Linked DNA regions of Homo sapiens: region 2 is linked to region 1. A link is a loop called in an ENCODE intact Hi-C map of the cell type or tissue named here. Cell type or tissue: PC-9. All regions are shown on one strand.

Region 1 (8,000 bases):
CATGTTTTTGTCCCCCCAGATTCATCATATTGAAACCCTAATCCCCAGTGGGATGATATTTCGAGATGAGGCCTTTAGGAGGTGATTTGGTCATGAGGGTAGAGCCCACAGGATGGGATTAGTTCCGTTGTAAGTAGAGACATGAGAAAGCTGGCTTCCTGTCTCTATGTTTCCATGCTCCTCCACCATATGAGGATACAAGAAGAGGACAGCAGTCTGCAAATCAGGAAGGGAGCCTTCAACCAGACACTGAATCTGCCAGCACCTTGACCTTAGACTTCCCAGCCTTCAAAACTGTGAGAAATAAATTTCTGTTGTTTAAGCCACCTAGTCTATAGTATTCTGTTACAGAAGCCCAAACTAACTAAGATATTGGTCTAGTTTATTACTCCTTGTCGTAAATTTGTAAGTCTTAATGCAGAAAAGTAACCTGAAATCATTCAGTTCAGGCTCTGGTTTTAAGGTTGGTGAGTTATCACCATCCCATTCTACACGTAAGACACCTAAGGCCTGGGAGCTTAAACCAGTTGCCTAAAGTCATAGAACGAGTTGTCTTCTGCCTCCAAACACAGCACATCCCACTATGTACCAAATTTTTCAGAGTCTCTGTGAAGTCTTTCTACATTTCTCCTTGACAGAATGAATTTCCTGGCCTGAATTCATTTCTCTGAATTTGGGGGAGAAAAGACAAATGTTACCTTGTCATTTTCGCTTTTACTCTCTAAAGCAGGAAAGAAAAGTTTCAGGGAAACATTACAGTTTTTCCTGAGGGAAAATCATCTTGACATATAGGATAAAAGTGCAGACTCTAGAGCTTGAGGGAGACCTATTTCCAAAAGGATCATGGAGCTTATTTCTGTCACGTGAATGTGCGTGCATGTGTGTGTGTGTGTGTGTGTGTGTGTGTAGCAGGGAGTGGAGAGCTTTTAGTACACTCAGTCAAATATAGAGATGTCACTTAGAGAGGCACTTACAGCAGAACCTGCTGTCCTATATATAAAAAACAGTACTGTACTGTACTTAATTTAGCCCTCCAGAAAGGGTCATGAATATGCATTTTGTCTAAGAAAATTATTTCTTTTCACAACCTCATGTGTGATGCTGTAGGCTAAGCTAATCAATGTAGTTAAATTTAGCCCTGGTTTTGAAAGTTTGTTTTAGAAAAGGTCACGGTACTAACCCTGTAGTTTATTGTGTGAGGAAAGAAAGCATCATGGCAAACCAAGCAACTGATGTGCACCCCCATCCTAAGAATATAAACATATTGTTTGTATTTGAGGTTCAGTTCCACTTGCAGTTAGTGATATTATTCTCAAAGTTGACTTGATTCCTGCTGTGCTGTGAAATATACAAGGACAAAAAACCAAACACCGCATGTTCTCACTCATAGGTGGGAATTGAACAATGAGAACACTTGGTCACAGGAAGGGGAACATCACACACCGGGGCCTGTTGTGGGGCGGGGGGAGGGGGAAGGGATAGCATTAGGAGATATACCTAATGTAAATGACGAGTTAATGGGTGCAGCACACCAACATGGCACACGTATACATATGTAACAGACCTGCACGTTGTGCACATGTACCCTAGAACTTAAAGTATAACAAAAAAATATATAAAAAAAAAAGAAAAGAAAGATATTGTCTACCATGGGGGTGTGGGAGGTCTGTGAGCTTGCCTTTCTCTGGGCAAGGGGGTTGCCCAGAAGGCTGGGGTTGGGCATTTATTCAACCTGTGCATGTAGATATGGTGTAAAAGAAGGCAGAAAAGGGCATCTTACAGATGAGAAGATTTGATTGGATACATCCTTTGATATGGCACTCAGTTACATGAAGAGGCTTAGGGCTGGGGTGCGATGGAGACACTACCTCTCCCCTGCTACATCCACAACTGTGAGAGCTGGAGCACTTTCAAGGGCCAGGAGATTCTGCCTTCTCTTTGCAGAGGTGGGGATTGGTGATGGTAGATGGTGTGCTGGCCAGGAGAGGAACTGAGGATCAGAGAGGTAAAGTGACTCACATCCCAGAGCTTCAAAGAAATCTGGCCAAACTGAAAGCGGAGGCTGTGCCCCTCTATTTAGAGAGGTGACAGCCTAGAACAGTGCTGTCCAGTAGAATTTTCTGCAGTGTTGGAAATATTCTATAATTTTGTCACAGGTGACTATTGAGCACTTGAAAAGTAGCTAGTGCAACTGAATTTGTCATTTTATTTAATTTTAATAATTTTAATTCAAATAGCCACAAGTGGCTAGTGTCTACCATATTAGGTCAATTCTAAAAGAAGTGGTACTTTAAAGAGATGAAGTGGGAAAGCAAGAGTGAATTCAGGGAAAAATACAGAGTTCAGGTTATGAAAGCCAGGATTCTGAAGGTACATATGAGAACTATCTGGAAAGCATCAGAAAAATAAAGCTTCCTAGACCCAGACCAGGACAGCCCAATCAGAGTCTTTTGGTACATAACCTTTAAATGAGATCTACCATATTCATTGGTAAGAAGAGGCAGATCTGGGAATGTGGGTTGCAAATGATAAAAGGTCTTGCCTGCCAAACTTAAGATTTTATACTCAATTTTATTGGCAGCGAGGGCCTCATTGAAAGGGGAGAGTCACATGGTGAGTGCATTAGGCAAGGCTTGCAGCAGCCTGTGTAAGACATGATGCCAATGGAAGATAGGAGATGATTGCAGAGCTGAGTGTTAAAAGATACCTGGAGTATTCATTTCTCCCTCAGAATATGAGTGTGTTTATTTCACTGGGGGCTGTCCATATTCTTCTCTGGCTTGAACATTGGTTCAAAACATTTCTGCAGCAGCCTGTGTAAGACATGATGCCAATGGAAGATAGGAGATGATTGCAGACCTGAGTGTTAAAAGATACCTGGACTGTTCATTTCTCCCTCAGAATATGAGTGTGTTTATTTCACTGGGGGCTGTCCATATTCTTCTCTGGCTTGAACATTGGTTTGAAACATTTCTTAGCAAATATGCTGCTGCATGCCTCCAGTCCCACTAAATGTTACGGTGATTGAAAATTACAGTTGCTTCCCTTGGGCGCAGAGGGGGCTCTTTGTAATGAAATAGAGATGCAGCAGCCATTTGGCATGTGGAGTAACAGCTTCTCTGGGACCTCCAGCAGGGGCCCATGGTATCATAAAAGGGGATGAGTCACCAGGGAAAGGAACAATTGTGGGTCTCAGAGTGTGCCCTTCCCTCTCTATGACTTCTGAGCTCCAATGAGCAATCTTAACTGCTGTCACCGGGAACTAGGACACCGTGAACACAGTGTTCGAGGCCCAGCCGATGACTCACTGCATAACTCTGATAAACTATTTCATGGTTCACAGTGGGGAGAGAGATTGCTTTTAAAAATTGAAAAGGAAAAAATAAAATACAATATATGTTGAATTGAAGTTTTGAGATGGATAAAATGCCTTTTCCCAAACAGCAAAGTATCAGAAGAGTCAGTTTTTTTTCTTTAATAGTGCCGGGGAAGGCATGGGGGAGGGAGAGACTGGGTATCCTTATAAGCTGCTGGGAGAATGGAAAGCTGGGGTTTTAGGAGTGGTTTTTATCTTGTTGGGAGAGTTCAGCTGTCATCCTGAAGGACAGGTGACCTCTGCCTGGGAAGTGTTTTCCTCTAGCTATGCTGTTGGCCCTTTATGTGTACAGTTACACATCACTTAAAAACGGGGATGCGTTCAAAGAAATGTGTCCTTAGGCAATTTTGTCATTGAGCAAACATCATAGAGTGTACTCCCACAAACCTAGATGGTACATTTATGCTAAGTTTCGGGTGAATTTGGCGTCTTACAGAGCACATGATCGGCCACCATCTCACTCTGGCCCCTCCCACTCTCTTTCCCTCCACCTTTCTGGAACAGGGCCAAAGCCCTCCTCTTGTTCCCTGGCAGAAGGGATCATATCATTTTCTTTCCCTGCACTTTTATTAGGTATTTTTCTAAATACAATTTCTTAAAAAAAATTCTCACAACAACAATTATAAAAGCGAATCTTTCTACCTACTAAATTAATAAGTGCCATTTTATGGAGCATCTACCATGTTCTGGACATTATGCAAGATGAAGCATTTTAAGAAGACTTTGAAGAGGGCCAGGAGACTAAACCTCCAGAGAGAAAAAAATTTAGTCATCTGAGATGTAATTGATATCTGACAAAGGACTCACTTTAGCAGTGCCACAGATGTGGGCTCTATTATTTTCTTGAAGGTCTGAGGATTAAAGTTATAATATTAAAGAATGTGACTTTGCTGGCACCTGACTATTTTTCTTTAAGAGATGTTTATCTCTTATCCTTTATATTTTGTTTTGTAACCATGAGTCAAGATATTTTTATTATAATGTCCAAGTCTTTAGATGGGTTCCTTAGAAGCACAGCCTGAGATGGGTATCTGGTGCATGTATCTTATTGTGGAGAGCTCTAAGGATGTGGGTGTGTGTATATAGAGTTTGGTGTGGGGTTGGGGGCTGTGTCCAGATAAAAGGAGCTGAGCAAGGATGTGGTCTCAGCTGGAGACTAGCCTCAGTCTGCTCACACAGGGAGCTCTGGGGCATGAGTAACACCACAAAGATGGTTTTACCTTAAGTCACTCAGTCATTGGCCAGGACTGCCCCTGGGGCAGAGATGTGGCATCATCTTTTCAGTAAGGAGGGCTTCTTTGATCCAAGAACAATTCTGTGGAGAATAGAGTATCTGTGTGCTGTCAGCAACTGTTATAGGCTTCACTGAGTCCCCGCTAAAAGCCATATGTTGGAGCCCTAACCCCCAGTACTTCAGAATGTGACTGTATTTGAAGACATGGCTTTTAGAGAGGTGGTTAAATTAAAATGAGGCTGATAGGGTGGGCTCTAAGCCAATCTGACTGTGTCCTCATAAGAAGAGGAGATTAGGCTTTTCAATGATCGCCATTCTAACTGGCATGAGACGGTATCTCATTGTGGTTTTGATTTGCGTTTCTCTAATGACCAGTGATGATGAGCTTTTTTTCATATGTTTGTTGGTCACATAAATGTCTTCTTTTGAGAAGAGTCTGTTCATATCCTTTGCCCACTTTTTGATAGGGTTGCTGGAGAGGATGTGGAGAAATAGGAATGCTTTTACACTGTTGGTGGGAGTGTAAATTAGTTCAACCATTGTGGAAGACAGTGTGGTGATTCCTCAAGGATCTAGAACCAGAAATACCATTTGACCCAGCAATCCCATTACTGGGTATATACCCAAAGGATTATAAATCATTCTACTGTAAAGACACATGCACATGTATGTTTATTGCAGCACTATTCACAATAGCAAAGACCTGGAAACAACCCAAATGCCCAAAAATGATAGACTGGATAAAGAAAATGTGGCACATATATAACATGGAATACTATGCAGCCATAAAAAAGGATGAGTTCACATCCTTTGCAGGGACATGGATGAAGCTAGAAACCATCATTCTCAGCAAACTAACACAAGAACAGAAAACCAAACACTGCATGTTCTCACTCATAAGTGGGAGTTGAACAATGAGAACACATGGACACAGGGAGGGGAACATCACACACTGGGGTCTGTCAGGGGGTGGGGGACTAGGGGAGGGACAGCATTAGGAGAAATACCTAATGTGGATGATGGGTTGATGGGTGCAGCAAACCTGGGTGTAGCAAACCATCAGGACGCGTGTGTATCCATGGAACAAACCTGCATGTTCTGCACATGTATCCCCAAACTTAAAGTATACAAAAAAAAAAAAGAGGAATAAGAGATTAGGACACAGGGACACCAGGGTATGCATGCACAGAGGATGACCTTGTGAAGAAGCAGCAAGAGGGAAGCCAAGGAGAAAGGCCTCAGAGGAATCCAACCCTGCTGGCCCCTTAATCTCCAACCTCCAGAACTCTGGGAAATAAATTTCTATTGTTTAAATCACCCAATCTGTGGTATCTTCTCATTACAGCTCTGGCTGACTTAATACAGCAGCCAACATGCACAGCAGCTAGCAGACGAGGGTGTGCCAATTATACTTTGGAGTGTGTCTGGGAAGAGAATTTGTGTGGGGCATTGATAGTAGCCACTACACCCACTTACAAATGAGAACACCGTGACCCAGAGAAGTGAAGTAGCCCACCTGAGGTCACACAGCCAATAAGCAACGGAGGCAGAATTTGATTGCCATCTGACCCTACAGGTGGTCCTCCTAGTCACTACTTTGTATCATCACTTCTGTTGCAAGGCAGTTTTTCTCAGAAGCAGCAGATGTCACCAGTTAACTTTGACTTCAATTTCTTTTTGGTTTTTTGTTTGTTTTGTTTTGTTTTGTTTTCATCTAAATTGTGCTTACCTTATACAAAATGGAGCTTCTGGGGGAAATTGAGGCAACTCAGCACAATGCCTATGTCTGTGTGTCTTCTCAAAGTATTGACTTTTACCTTATGTAAAAGGTAAAAAAAAATCTTATGGTTTTGGGGACGTTGTAGCATATTAATCATAGGTTTCCTATACATATGAGAAAATAATATTTTTATTTTTAATGTTTTTATTAAAAATGAATTTGAGCAGTTTTTCACACCCACAAATGTTATTTTTGGGAAATTAAGAAATGCTTTGATGGCTGTCATGTTAATACAAATAATAACTGTAATCATTCTAAGCACTGCCACTCCCAATTTGTAATGAATGAACATGGTCTTCATAGAGGCCACATTGAGATACAAGAATAAATCAGTTTGTTCTTATTAGAGCCTTATAATAGCCTTGTTCAGTATTTTCTGGCTTGGTGTAATAAAGCCATTACCCTCTTCAGAAAACTAGAAAAGAAAGGACAAATAGAGATGGACATCTTTTGGTAGCTGCCTTCTGCTGAGGGCTCCCACCACCCACCCTCTGTCTGCCCCATGACAGCCAGCTCCGCAAACTTTAATGCTGAACTATGATTAGATATGCAGAGAGAGGCAGGGTGTCCGGGGCAGACTCTAGGGCACCTGGAGAAAGCTCCAGCCTAACAGCATTTGCTGTCACACTCTGGGTCCTCTTGACTGAGTTCTGGGACTTGACTGAGTGGGCCTGCAGGATGTAACTGGAAGTTTTAGTACGATGAAGACATTTTTTGCAGTTCGAAGGTATGACTACATCTGAGATATAAGTTCAAAGTATGTGAAAAAGAGGAAAGGGGTGGGGGAGTCTTAGGAAAAACATCTGTATCTCCTTCCTCTCCTCAGCTTCCCCTCTCCACGTTACTCTCCCAAAGGATTAGTTAATTCTTTGTATATGATATTATGTGGCAATTTGAAAGTCCTTATCTCTTAGAGATTTATGTACTCATTTATTCAGCAAGAAGTTTTGGGTGTCTGCTTTGAATCATGTGTTGGGGATACCATGGTAAGCAGGATGGGTGTGGCCTCTGCCCTCCTGGAGCTTACCATCTACCTGGAATATTAGAAGGGATTTTTATTTCAGCAGACATAAAGTGCCAGTCATTGTGCTGAATTAGTGGTTCTCAAACTTAAGGGTGCATCAGGATCACCTGGAGAGCTTGTCAAACCACACATTGCTGGACCTTCATCCCAGTTTCTGATTCAGTAGGTTGGAGGTATAGGCAAATTTGGAAATTTTTATTTTTAATAAGAGCCCAGGTGATGTTGTTCTTGCTATTCTGGGGACCACCCTTTAAGAACCATTCTGGGAAGCCTGTCACATGGATTTGCTTAAGGCATTCTAATGGTTAAAACCATCTGGGATGGTGGTGGGCCCACAGGCTGAGATCTTCTAAATGTCTAAAAGGAACTAAGTTCCTTTAGAGGAAACTTGGTTTTCTCTTCAGGCAAAGTTCCTGTTTTATGAAAACACTCTTTTTTAAAAAAATTGTTAATGTATATCTGGATCGTTTTAGCAGTTTAAAGAGCTAATGCAGTAGATGAAGTGACAGGGAGTTTTTCATTTAACAGTTGCATCTGTATGTCATTTTCTCCTCGAAGGTTCTATAAGATAGAGCAATAGTTCTCA
Region 2 (8,000 bases), 140 kb after region 1:
GAATCTGAAATCTTTTGGTGCTGGTGGAACATGAAATATGAGAGTGATAATGTCAGGTTTAGCGAGAAGGGGATAGTGGCCAGCCTCCAACATGACTTCCAGTGATTCTCACTTCTGGTATTCACGTCCTGTGTAGATCCTTCCCACACTGCCTCGGGGCGGCCTGTGTGACCAACAGAATAATGTAGAAGTGATGGTGTGTGACTTCTGAGACTAGGTCATAAAACACATGGATTTCATCTGTATCACCCACACTGGAGGACGCCAGCCACTGTGTTGTAAGAACATGTAGGCAACCCTATGGAGAGATCTATGGGATAAAAAATTGAGACATTTTGCCAACAGCCAGCACCACCTTGCCAGCTGTGTCAGTGAGATATGGGAAGCATATTCTCCAGCCCTGGTCAAGCCTACATTTGACTACAGATCTGGCTGACATCTGGACTAAAACCTCATGAGAAACTCTAAGCTAGAACCACCCCCTTTTAATTCCTGACCTACAGACACTGTGAAATAATGAATGTTTCTTTTGATGGTGTTAACACATTTTACAGTATGTTTCAGCAAAACATCACCAATACAGAAGGCAAAGCTCAGATACATGCTGTCACATTTGCTCTGCTGTGTCCTGTATTTAGGGGCAGCCACTGCAAAGTTATTGATGAACATGATCTTTAGCTGTATCATGGCACTGGGTGGAGAGCAGGTTTGAAAAGGGTGAGACTGGAAGCAGGACAGAAAGGCAGGAGGTTTGTCCAGGTGAGAAAAGATGAAGGCCTGACTTGCATCTGATGAAGTCAAGACATCCTGAGGGGAGATCATGAGAGAGAACTGAGGACTGACTGGATGGGTAGAGGAGTGATGGAGTGGTCTGTGAGGACTGGTAGTTTTACAGCACAGGTGACTGGGCAGGAGACAGGTCATTCACAGAGCTGGTGATACAGGAAGACATGCAGATTGGGCGGCTGGAAAAATACTGAGTTCATTCCTGGGTGTTTTGAGTTTGGGGTGCTTGTGGGGTATTCAATTAAACAGGTCTAGGTGGCCAGGCTCAGTGGCTCACGCCTGTAATTCCAGCACTTTGGGAGGCCGAGGTGGGTGGATCACGAGGTCAGGTGTTCGAAACCAACCTGGCCAACATGGTGAAACTCCATCTCTACTAAAATACAAAAACTAGCCAGGCATGGCAGCAGGCGCCTGAAATTCCGGCTACTGGGGAGGGCAAGGCAGGAGAATTGCTTGAACCTGGGAGATGGAGAATTGCTTGAACCTGGGAGATGGAGAATTGCTTGAACCTAGGAGATGGAGAATTGCTTGAACCTGGGAGATGGAGAATTGCTTGAACCTGGGAGATGGAGTGCATCACACCATGCACTCCAGCCTGAGTGACAGAGTGAGACTCAGTCTCAAAATATAAATAAATAAATAAATAAATAAATAAATAAATAAATAAATAAGGTCTAGGCACAGAGCTTCAGGTGTCTGAAAAATTCTGTCCTGATAGTGTGAAATGGATCTACTTAATGAACTCCGGATAACAGAGCAGTGGATAGTTTTGATGCTATACCTGCAAATAACCAAAAACAGTGTTAGCTTCTAGAAAATGCACCTCCTTTAAGGCTCCTGAATGGGATTTTAGGTTATGTGAATGCTTAATAATAATAAGCAACAGCATCTAGCACTTTCAGGAAGTAATTGGGTAAAATTACAGCCTCTAGCTGATAGCTCTCTGCTGGTAGCATCTCCTCCCCACTCCCACCATGGTATAGTCTTCTAAATTAGTAGTTCTCAACCTTGGCTCTGCATTCAAAGCACCTGGAAAATTTCATGAGGATTAAGTGGAATGGTTTAAAAATAACTGTCAGATGGCAGATGTTTGCTGTCAGTTTCTTCCTGCCTAAAAAGTGAGACTACACTCTTACCTCTCTCCCTCTCCTGAACCAAAGGGGATCCTCTCATTGAAAGAGTTTTGTACAATGCAAAACTTTATTTAAATATATGTATCTCTAAAAGATAACTCTTTTAAGAAACATAGCCACAATACTATCACATCTCAATTATCCATAATTCCTGTATATAAAATATCCAATCAGTATTCTCCTGTCCCTCACTATTTGAATTTGTTTGTTCAAATTAGAATAAAGCCCAGGTGCTTCAATTGATATGTCTCCTCAATCTCTTTTAATGTATAGAGTCTACCACCATATTTCTTTTTCCCTTGTAATTCATTTACTACTGAAACCAGGTCATTTTTCTTGTAAACTTTCAGTCTAGGATTTACTGATTGCATCCTCATGTGTTTTAAAAACAAACTTTTAAAAAAGTTTTACATTTGCAGGCCAGGTGCAGTGGCTCACGCCTGTAATCCTAATATTTTAGGAAGTGCAGGTGGGAAGATAGCTCGAGGTCAGGAGTTGGAGACCAGCTTGGGCAATATACTGAGACCTCCTCTATATATTTTTTAAAGTTTTTTATATTTACAGGAAAAGCGTGGAGATAGTACCTAGAGTTCCCATTACTCCACCTAATTTACTCTGTAATTAACATCTTACATTATTATGGTACATTTCTTGCAATAATGAACCAATTTTGATACATTATCATTAGACAAAGTCTATACCTTATTCAGATTTATCTAATCCAGTTAGTCATGTCATGTGTCCTTAGGCTAGTCTTTGTTGTGAGAGTTTCTCAGACTTTCATTGTATTTCATGATTGCTATCAACTGAATATTTTTGTTCCCCCTAAATTCATATGTTGAAATCCTAACTCCCAATTTATTGGCATTTGGAAGTAGGGCCTTTGGGAGGTGATTAGGTCATGAGGGCAGGGGCCTCACAAATTAGATTAGTGACTTTATAAAAGAGGTGTGTACATATCTACAAATATTTCCCTATATAAACATATGTAGCTATATTAAGTTAAACATGAGTTAATACTGATGTCTCCAACTCGAATCCACTATTACATGGATCATTCTAGTCTCTTCCTGATATTTTAAAAAGGGGCACCTTTATATTTCTTATAACTGGTATTTAGGTTGAGATTCAACTTCAATTTTGTGCAAGAAAAATTAATAGGAGGTGATGTCTTCTTCCATCATGAAGTGCACAGTAACTGGTTGCCTTTTCATGATTTTAGCAAACATTGATGATCATTCCCTAGGATCCATTAATTCTTTAAAGTTTAAAAAAAATTGTAAAATTTTGATTGGCTCCTTCTTCTTTGATTAGCTAGAATACTTATAAAATTTCCTCTCATCAACTATTTAGTAGCCCTGAGGAAGAGCCCATATAAAAAAGGCAGGATGGGCTGGGCGCTGTGGCTCACACCTGTAATCCCAGCACTTTGGGAGGCCAAGGTGGACAGATCACATGAGGTCAGGAGTTCAAAACCAACCTGGCCAACATAGCGAAACCCTGTCTCTACTCAAAATACAAAAATTAGCTGGGCGTGATGGTGGGCACCTGTAAGCCCAGCTACTCAGGGAGGCTGAGGCATGAGAATCACTTGAAGCTGGGAGGCAGAGGTTGCAGTGAGCCGAGATTGCGCCACTGCACTCCAGCCTGGGTGACAGAGCAAGACTCCATCTCAAATAAATAAATAAATAAATAAAATTTAAAAGCATGATAAATGTTTAATTCTTTTCCTCATTATTTTAAAAATGAATTGGTTCCTTAGCATCCTCCCAGACTGACCACAGAGCTATTTTTGATTCCACGTACCGCCATGAACTTGAAGCAGCTTTTTAGGTACACTGCTCAGCCCTCTACCTCCAGCCTTGAGTCCTGGGCATTCTGCCTCAGGATAGTGAATGGGGGATGGTTGGCGGAGGTGGGGAGGTGAGGCAGAAGCAGAGAGGGATTTGAAAGGGATGGCAAAGTTGGGGGTTCTTATGGGCTTCCATTTTCTTCATCCAGAAAAAGCTCTGGTCTCCAAAGCATTAATTCCTGTATAGCTGTTGCCTTGGCTTTTATAGATTTTCATGTTGCCTTATAAATAGTTGAGTCCATCTTTAAAAGTCTCTTCAAGCAACCAGGAAAGAAAGAACAGCCTGAAGATCTGGAAAGGGCATGTTTAACCCTAAATCCTTAAAAGTAGCTAATCTAGGAGAGAAGGTTACCTTTGAAATGCTGGGGAGAGGGGTAGATCACCTCTTCTCCACCTTGGCTATTAGTTACCTGAAACATCTTTGAAAAGCCACATGTCCCTGTATTACCTCCACAGATTCTGATTCAGTTGCTCTGGCTGGAACCCGGAAATTGGCAGTTGCTATCCGCTTTTAGAGCAAGGTGAGTGTAACATGAAGCCAGGGCCATTTCCAAGTCCCCAGAATGATAGCAGGCCAACATGGATTGTGTCACACCTACAGCTTTATCACCTTGATCTGCCCATCTGATGTTAGTATTTGGCATCTCCACCCTGCAACTCAGAAGACTAAGCTAGGAAAAATGATGCCTAACAGTTTTCATCCCTGCTTGAAACACTGGGGCCTTGATGAGTGTGGCTCAGTTCCAACTCCTGGGTCTTTAACATAACACACAGCAGCGTGTCCCAACCCTCGACTCCAAGAATGGATACATTTATTTTCTGCCTTGCACTGTTCTAAGTGCTTTACATATCTCAACATCCCTAATAGGTTGGTATCATCTCCACTTAACAGATGAGCTGCTGGGATCTGAGAGAGTTAAGTGACTTGTTAAGGGCACAAACCTGTTTCTGGGTGGGTCCGGACTCTTTCCCACCATATGCCGTCACTTACAGGCTGTGAGTTTATGCCCAGCCCCCCTCAAGGAGCTGCCTCCTGCTTTCTATTGCATAATCAATATCGACACCTGGTGTAGGGGCGCTCTGCACGGTGGGGAAGGCCTGGCCTGGAGTGAGGGATCCTGCATCTCAGCATCAGGCCCTGAGTAGGCCTCTGCCCTTGTGGTAGGGTAACCCACCCTCCTTCATAGCTCAGAGGTCTGAGGGGGTTTGAGGGAAAGACTAGAAAGCCTAGGAGGCTTCTTCTATCTCTCACCCCTCCTCACTCCCAGTCCTGTGCCACAGGATTTCACTCACAGCTCCTTCCACCCCCACCCTTCCCCTGAAAATCTCACTGCCCTGTGACTTCTCCATGTGCCACTTCCTGTGCGTCAGATCCCCGCGATAAGCTGCCCACTGCCTGTGGCCGCCCCAATTCCTTAGAACTACACTTATCACTGCTCACCCTTCTCCTACTCTCCCCCTCTCAGAAAATGACACCACATCCAGGAAACTCGGAACCAACACTAGCCCAGCGCTCCCTCTTCCCCATTCACTCAGTTACCAAGTCCCCACAGTTTCACCACTCAAGACAGTTGTCAGACCATGGCGCCTCTCCATCCCCATTTCCCTAGGATAGGCCTTGGTGTCTGAGGCCAACCCTGCCTCATTTCCTCCTAACCCCCACCCAGGCCTTGTGCTTTGTGTACCACCACACCCAACCAAAGGTAGTTATTACTTCTTTGGCTCCCAGCACTCAAGTGAGCGCCCCAGCTCTCCCTTACCTGCTGGCACACTCCAGCTGACTCCAGATTCTGACGTAGGCGTTTATGTACTAGCCTTTCTCCAGGTTCAGGGCGCTGCCACACCTTCAGCCCCGCCCCGCCCCGCCGCAAGCCCAACCCAGAGGTTGCTTATGGTTTCCCTAAGGTTCCTGGGCTCTGGACATCAGTCCGGTCTGCAAGCCCCGCCCTGATTGGCTGCCTCCGGCACCGGTCGCTGCGCCCTGACCTAAGGCGCCCAGGTTCCTCCCCCTTATCCCTGCAGGGCTGGTGCCTTGCGGCACCGCCCACGCTCGGATTGGTCCGAGGTGAGATTCGCCCTTGTGCCCTCGTAGGCCTTCGGAACAGCGGAAGAGCAGTGTCGGGCCATGGCCAGGGCCCGCAGGCTGGAGCTGGCCGAGGCCCTGGCGCTGGGGCCAGGCTAGAGGCATGCCTGCTATGCGCTCCTGCACGCGCCGGACCCTGGAATTCTCTCTGGCCGCCTCCCTCTGCGCTACGCCATACTGGTGAGGAGGGCGCGCGCCCGGCCACTCTCCGCTCTGGCCTTGCACCTTCCTTGCGGCGCTACTCTCGGGTGTCCCTGCCAATCCCAGCTTCCTCCTCTCTCAGATGCAGATGCGCTTTGATGGGCGCCTGGGCTTCCCTGGCGGATTCGTGGACTCGCAAGACAGCAGCCTGGAGGACGGGCTGAACCGTGGTCTGCTGGAACTGCTGGGCGAGGCGGCGGCCGCCTTCCGCGTGGAGCGCCCTGACTACCGCAGCTCTCACGCCGGATCAAGGCCACGTGTTGTGGCCCACTTCTATGCCAAATCTCTGACGCTCGAGCAGCTGTTGGCTGTGGAGGCCAGCGCAACAGGGGCCAAGGACCACGGGCTGGAGGTGGGGCCAGTCTGGGACCCTGCCCCATATCTTATTCCTTTTCCTTCCATGTCTTCCTTTGCCTCAGCAACTCTTTTTGGATTGAGGTCCCCGTCTGTCAGAACTTGCCCTCTTCCCCATTTTCTTGGTGGAGTTGGGATCTTGGTCTTCTCTTATTGAATGGTACTGCCAACCTAGGCTTCCTGGGAAGATTTCCACCCACCTCGCCCTTTACTGGGCTCTGGAGAGATTTTTCTAGAACACACATATCTACATCTCTCTGCTGCTCTCTATTGATAATGTGAAAATGGCCAGGCATCTACCCTAGTCCCTTATTGTTGGGCCTCTGTTTCTCTTAGGAAGAAGATATGGCCCTAATACTTAAGGCCCTAATACTTAAGGCCAGGGAGACAGATTGTATATGGAGGTAGTTCTCAAATTTTGTCAAGTATCAGAATCATCTCTGAGGCTTATAAAAACAAAAATGACTAGATTCTACTCCCAGAACGCTGGTTGTGGGTGAGAAAGCCCCAGCTTCCACCACTCCCAAGTTCTGGGAGGGCAGGGGTTCAGAAATCTGAGATTGCTTTTTTCAAAAGTTCCCAAGTGATGCTGATAACGCTGGTCTAGGTTTCCCATTTTGAGAACCATTGTTGCAGGGCTAAGCATGAATTTTGGCGTTAGGAGCCACTAGAGGTGTAGGGGACAGAAGTCATAAGGATTAACATTGATGGAGCTGGATAGCATGTCTTGGGTCATTTGTCTGCAGAGGGTTGAGCCCACTGGGCCTCCTTTAGATAGGAGCCTTGGGCTTGTTTCTGCTGGAGTATTAAGAGTTGTGGCATCTGCTCTAGAAAGATCTGCTAAAGAGAGGATGGAGGTAGTGACATGAGCTACCTGGAGTCCCAGTGTCTCCTGTCTCCTTCCTTTTACAGGTGCTGGGCCTGGTGTGAGTGCCCCTGTACCCTGCATGATGGTGTGGGAGGCCTGCCCATCTTTCTGGAGAATTGCTTTATTGGTGCTGCCTGGGAGCAGTTACTGGATACCCTCCAGGACTTGGGAGTGGTGGAAGCTGGTGCTTTCTCAGGACTTCAGATCCCAGTTCGTCTGAGGCAACCCTCTGTGGACTCAGGGAACCTGAGCTGAGGACTTTGGTACAAGGAAGGGAATGTTTTCTCTTCCGGACCTAAAGACGATACCAAATTAAAAGAAGACATGTATATCATATGTTTTGAGCAGAGGACCCTCCAATTCATGGGATCAGGGGCAAAAATCCACAGCTCATCCCAGGGGCCCTGGCAGGTTCTCAGAGCCTACCTCTTCCTTGTATATTTGCATACAGCCTGGTAACCCCCAGGCATGCATATGTACAATGTGACCACACACAGCCTGACATCTTTCACCTGTCAAGTCCAATTTAACCAGGAATTGGCATTTGTTACCATACCCTGCCTCTTGCTTTGCAGAGAGCTTCTACAGCAAGGCTGAGTCCTTCCCACAGTCCTCCATGCCTGCTCTTTAGGGTCTACCCCAGCCCATGTTTTTTGGGAAGGATAGAGAAGCAGAGGACCCTCTTTGCTTTCCTGAAAGTAGCCATGCCCTTGCTGGAGGGTT

What was found. A loop is a pair of places that touch in the nucleus more often than their neighbours do. Peaks named below come from ENCODE experiments on the same cell type or tissue, not always from the same donor. Only the 100,000 strongest peaks of a DNase experiment are listed, where the experiment ranks them.
Region 2: it touches region 1 in a loop (6-fold over the local background); 2 of 110 quality-filtered maps call a loop at or near these places.

The regions. Positions count from the first base shown.
Region 1 is chr3:131,213,818-131,221,817 of GRCh38, forward strand. All of the region lies in intron 14 of NEK11 (NIMA related kinase 11), which reads left to right. Among named protein-coding and RNA genes, the nearest start is that of NUDT16-DT, 160 kb to the right of the region's middle. RefSeq lists an enhancer at 2,930-3,431. In PC-9, no CTCF peak of the experiment used is centred here; DNase peaks (open chromatin) are centred at 3,234 and 3,724; H3K4me3 peaks cover 1,066 bases; H3K27ac peaks cover 2,490 bases.
Region 2 is chr3:131,356,035-131,364,034 of GRCh38, forward strand. The region is part of intron 2 of NUDT16-DT (NUDT16 divergent transcript); the gene reads right to left. It also overlaps the pseudogene NUDT16L2P. Among named protein-coding and RNA genes, the nearest start is that of NUDT16-DT, 21 kb to the right of the region's middle. RefSeq lists enhancers at 5,657-6,201, 6,084-6,143, 6,164-6,213. In PC-9, no CTCF peak of the experiment used is centred here; DNase peaks (open chromatin) are centred at 4,357 and 5,717; H3K4me3 peaks cover 1,843 bases.